2 separate regions of the Homo sapiens genome follow, and region 2 is linked to region 1. Evidence: read pairs that join two places in POLR2A ChIA-PET (ENCODE). Cell type or tissue: MCF 10A. All regions are shown on one strand. Each heading gives the region's core, and the rest is flanking DNA. Links, peaks and the distances in the headings are about the cores only.

Region 1 (2,810 bases), core at 68-2,567:
GGGTGGAGGACAGTCTCCACGCTGCTGCTGCCGAGTGCTGATGAAGAGACTTCCTCTGAGGCCGGCTCGGCCCTGAGCCTCCCAGGAGACCCACCATCTGTCTTAGCTTCTCTGCCTCTCCCGGTTTTACAAGAGGTGGGAAACCCAGGCCCAGAGGGACACAACCCAACCTTGCTGATTTGGTCTACAAAGGATCTGTCAATTTACTTTGCAAAGTAAGTCATTGGTATTTACTTTCTCCTCCTCCTCCTTCTTTTGCCGTCCATTCAGAAATGTCTGAATGATCACTGCTGCGTCAGCCTCTGTGAAATTCAACTCTGTACACAATCAACAGAACAGATGTCCACACAGAGTAAGTTACAAGAGGGAGTCCATATCACAAAGCTAACTGCCTGACTTAGATGGCTGAAATTCCCAGGCATTTCCACATTTATACATTGTATTCGGGGAATAAAACAAAAGGCTGCTGCTAAGGTCTGAATGTTTGTGTCCTCTCAAAATTCACGTTAAAACTGAACTCCCAAGGTGATGGCATTAGCAGGCAGGGCCTTTGGGAAGTGATTAGGTCACCCTGATGAACGGGATTAGTGCCCTTATAGAAGAGATCCCAGGGAACGCTCTTCCTCCTTCTCCCAGGTAAGGACACAGCTAGGAGGCACCATCTATGAACCGGAGAGCAGGCTTTCCCCAGACACTGAATCAGCTGGCACCTTGATCTGGGACTTCCCAGCCCCAAGAACTGTGAGAAATCAGTTTCTATTGTTTATAAGCTACCAGTCTAGGGTATTTTGCTATAGCAGCCTGACTATAGCAGCTGGATTAGGATTGCCATTTAGAGTTATAAGCTTTTTCAGATGTTCATATAAAGACATTTTACTTATCATTTGTTTTCATTAAATTAAGTAAATAAAAATTTTTAAAGTTACTCAAACTGTGTTCTATGGTGCTTTAATTTAACTTTCTTATTCATTACCCTACTTATTCATTCCTTATTCCAGATAAAAGCCTTTGTGAAGGTCAGTGTTATGTATTTAATATATTTAAGAAAACGTTGCATTTATAACTCATTCATTCCTTGCCAAAGTATCCGTGGTTCCAGGAGAAAGAGCCAACGCGGCTATATTTGCCCCGCAGACAAGTAAGTGTTTCGTTGCCATTGGGTTCACGACATGCAGGTGCATAACATTCTCTGCCTGCACTTTCCGGGCCTTACTTACCATTCTTCCTTTCTATCGCATCTCCTTTCTTTCATTCCTTAAGCCTGTGGGAATCCTGCCACCAAGCCCTCTGATGGGAAAATGCGTCCACTGTTTTCTTTAGCTGAAAACTACCCCTAAACTACTGAAGGGGAAAGCCCAGCGCTGGGGAACCGGTGTCCGCCAGGGGGAGCCGTGGTTTCTGTCTGGGGACGCAGCGCTCCGGGCCAGCACCTGGCTGCGACGGCTGCGCGGGGACGCAGTGCGCGCGCCTCACGCGCCGCGAGCTGACTCAGGCTTGCAGGTTGCAGCGGCGCTCGCCTGCCTGGGCGCTGCGGCTCGCGGGGTGCCGGCCTGCAGCCAGGGGCACGGGGCCTGGCGCAGAGCCAGGCGACGAGCGACGGGGGCTTGAACCAGCTTGGGCCCCGCGACCTGCCCCGGCCGGGGGTGGACGGCGCGGCGCCGGGCAGCGAGCACCTGGGCGGGGACGCGCTCGGTGAACGGGGTCACAGAGTCACTAATGGCTCCCGCCACCCCCGCCGCCGCCGCCGCCTCCCGCAGCCGCCCGCGCGGCGGAGGAAATGGACCTGCCAGAGGATTGATCTCCCTGGGAAATGGCTGCGTCGGCGCTGCGGTTCCAAGGAGTCTGGCAGCCTCGCTGCAGTGTCCTTCCAGAGCCATCCCCTGCAGCCCTCGTGCCTCTCTGCCCTTTTTTTCCTCTTACAAAAACAAAATGTTTCTAAATTTCCAGCCAGGGGGCCCTATCCTCAATAGATCTGTCATTCACTGGGGCCCTTGAAATCATGGGTCATTGCAAGCAATTTTCTAAACTTCGTTTTTAGCTGGGGAAACTCCCCAGGGTCTGTGGTCAAGGGAGAGCAGGGGTATTTAAAAGCTGACCCTTGTAACCCACTGCTCTCCCTTCTCCTTTGAAGATAAAGGGAGGGCGGGGTTCTGAACACTGACTCGAGGAAGTTTGGGAATTCTCGTGCCCACGTTCCTGCTAAGGAGTGGCTAGTGGAGCGTGAGAGCAGTTACTGTGAGCCAGACCCGTGCTAAGCCCCACATTGAAGGCATTTCGTGCTCCAAGGAATCCGATCACTCTCATTTTACAGAGGACAAAATCAGGGCTCAGCGAGGCCTGGTCATTTGCCAAAGCTTACACACCTAGGCTCTGCCAGAGGCACCCTTGTCACTTAACTCCCCGACTGAGTCCCCTTAACCTCCACCCAGAGAGGAGAGGTTCCCGGAGTGGTTTAAGAGATAACAACTCCCCTATTGACGGGGGCGAGGAGTAGGCAAAGTGGGATCCCCAAGCCATTGCCAGAGACTTCCGGGTTCAAGAGTGGTTCAAGAGTCCTTGTGTACAAAAAGAGCAGATAAAGAGTTTGCTTCAGGCACTCTCAGCATCAAAGTCACCTAACATTTGCCCAGCTTAGGGGGTGGGGGGAGTTTGGGGGGTATATCAGTTTGCTAGGCATAGTATAATATCATAGACTGGGTGGCTTAGACAACAGACATAGATGTTCTCACTGTTCTGGAGGCTGGACGTCCGAGATAAAGATGTAGTCCGGGCGTGTTTCTCCAGGGCCTCCTTGGCTGCCTTTTGCTGTG
Region 2 (2,810 bases), core at 155-2,654, 280 kb after region 1:
TGGAAGAATTTGTGAAGATTGATTTTATTCCATCCACAAATGTTTGAAAGAATTCACTGGTGAAGCCCTCTGGAGTTTTCTTGTGAAGATTATTGATTGTATTTCGTCAGTACATAAAAAGCTATTCATATTTTCTATTTCTTTGTCAATTTTGACAAGTTTTGCTTTTCAAGAGATTTGTCCATTTTGTCTGAATTTTCCAGTTCAGCTTAAGGTTTTTGTGTGTGTGTGTGTATCCTTTTATAATTGTTTTGGTATTTGTAGTATCTATGATCTCTCCTTTTCAAAATCTGCTTATTGTAATTTGGGTCTCTTTGTACGCAGTCTTTTCAGAGTCCATTTTCAGATAAATGTTGTTTTTAACTTTTTACTGATTTCTGCCTTTACCTTTATTTCTTCTATTTAAAAAAATGATAATTTTCTGTACTTTTAAAAGTTTTTTGAGATGAGTACTTAAGTCATTAATTGTCAGCTTATTTATTTTTTAAAATCTTCTTTTTTTTTTTTTTTCCCCCGAGACGGAGTCTCACTCTGTCGCCCAGGCTAGAATGCAGTGGCTCCATCTCTGCTCACTGCAAGCTCCGCCTCCCGGGTTCACGCCATTCTCCTGCCTCAGCCTCCCGAGTAACTGGGACTACAGGCACCCGCCACCACGCCCAGCTAATTTTTTGTATTTTTAGTAGAGACGGGGTCTCACCGTGTTAGCCAGGGTGGTCTCAATCTCCTGACCTCGTGATCCTCCCGCCTCAGCCTCCCAAAGTGCTGGGATTACAGGCGTGAGCCACTGCGCCCGGCCTATTTTTTAAAATCTTTTTAAGAGATGGGGGTCTCACTGTGTTGGCCAAGCTGGTTTCTGAACTCCTGCGTTCAACTGCTCCTTCCTCCTTAGCCTCCCAAGTAGCTGAGAATACAGATGTGCAGACCACTGTGCCTGGCTCCTTTGTGGGGTTTTTTTGGAATATTTTTGGAATTTAAAAAATGTATATGAAATTCCCTCTAAATGCAACTTAGATGGATCTTACAAGTTTGTTGTATATTATTTTTATTATCATTCAATAAAGCATATTTTAAAACTTCCCTTGTGCTCTCAGCATTTGGGGATTTTCTAGCTATATTTTTGTTATTGATTTCTAGTTTGGTGTCTGTTGTGGTCTGGAATCATTCTATGATTTCACTTGTGGGTAATTTGTTGACACTTGCTTTATGGTCAGTTTTAGAAAATTGACAGTGTGCCATATATAGCAATTAAATTTATTAATCATGTTCAATCTATTGTATCACACTTGACTTTTTTTGTCTTTTTTAAATCACTCAATTGAGAAACTTGTGTTAACATTGCCAAATATGTGAGGATTTGTCTGTATGTTTTTAGTTCTCTCAAATTGTGCCTCATATTTGGAGGCTAAGTTATTAGCTACAAATAAATTTATGATTGTTCTGTCTTCCTGTCTAGTAACATTTTTTGCTTTAAAGTTTTTTTCCAGAGGGGATGTTAATATAGCATTCTTTTTTTTTCTATCCATTTCCTTTAAATCTCTCTTCGTCCTTATACGTAAGATGAATCTCTTTAAGCATCATATAGTTGGGTTTTTGCTTTTTTACTAAGTTTGATAATCTCTGGTTTACCTTTAATGTAATTACTGTACCACATTATTTGGGTTTGAATTTACAGTTTTGCAATTTGTATTTTACTTCCATCATTAAGTCCTTTATAACTTTCCCTTCCATTTTGTTTTCTTTTGGATTAATCAAACAGTTTCCCATATACCTTTCTCTCAGCTTCTCTGTTATAAATTCTTTTACTATCTTTACTGGTTAGCATAGAGATTACAATGTTCATCTTTAACTTTTTTGTCTGTCATAAATTTTTGCCTTTGCCACTTCAGGGTAATGGAATGGCCTTTTAATTTAATTCCATTTACCCCTCTTCCAGTCTTTGCTTTGTTTTCAACCCCAAAGATGTCATTATTATTATTGTTAAAGTAATTATAACAGTGGTAATAAGAGTAATGTTGTTGTTAAAATAATCATTGCTCATTTCACTTTGTCCTCAAATTTACCTTTCTGGAGGTCTTCATTTCTTTCTTTTTGATTGTATGTGCATCTGGGTAATTATCGTTTTATCCAAGGAACTTTTAGTGCAGGTCTTCTGGTAATGAATTCCCTGTTTTGGTTTGCCTGAAAATGTGTTCATTTTACCTTCACTTTTAAAGGGTCCCTACTTTATGCACCTTCAAGATGTTATTTTATCATCACCTGGCTGCCACTGTTTATGTTAACTCAGGCTTTTGATTTTATTGTTACTCCTTTGAAGTTAATGTGTTTTCCTTTGGCTGTTTTAAAGATTATATCTTGTCTTTGGTTTTCACCAATTTTACTATTGATGTGCTCTTGTGTAGCTTTTTTTTTTGTAATCTACATAAAGCTTGTAGAGTATCTTGAGGTCCTGAGTCAATCTTTGGCTTACTATCTTTTGTCATTTGGGAATTAGCTAAAATTATTATTATTATTATTATTATTATTATTGAGACAGAGTCTTGCTGGTGTGCAGTGGTGCAATTTCAGTTCCCTGCAACCTCCGCCTCCTGGGTTCAAGTGATTCTAGTGCCTCAGCCTCCCTAGTAGCTGGGATTACAGGCGCATATCACCACGCCCGGCTAATTTTTGTATTTTTCATAGAGACGTGGTTTTGCCGTATTGGCCAGGCTGTTCTCAAACTCCTGGCCTCAAGTGATCCGCCTGCCTCAGCCTCCCAAAATGTTGGGATTACAAGCATGATTACAAAGTGTTGGGATTACAGGCATGATTAC

What was found. ChIA-PET counts read pairs that join two places held together with the same protein. Peaks named below come from ENCODE experiments on the same cell type or tissue, not always from the same donor. Only the 100,000 strongest peaks of a DNase experiment are listed, where the experiment ranks them.
Region 2: POLR2A ChIA-PET joins it to region 1 with 5 read pairs; 12 of 35 experiments call an interaction of 5 or more read pairs at or near these places.

Annotation. Positions count from the first base shown.
Region 1 is chr13:30,113,748-30,116,557 of GRCh38, reverse strand. No RefSeq gene overlaps it. Among named protein-coding and RNA genes, the nearest start is that of LINC00365, 6.3 kb to the right of the region's middle. RefSeq lists a silencer at 1,415-1,764. In MCF 10A, for the core only: a CTCF peak has its summit at 1,380 (motif pointing right); a DNase peak (open chromatin) is centred at 1,417.
Region 2 is chr13:29,837,632-29,840,441 of GRCh38, reverse strand. All of the region lies in intron 1 of UBL3 (ubiquitin like 3), which reads left to right. Among named protein-coding and RNA genes, the nearest start is that of UBL3, 12 kb to the left of the region's middle. In MCF 10A, for the core only: no CTCF peak of the experiment used is centred there; no DNase peak of the experiment used is centred there.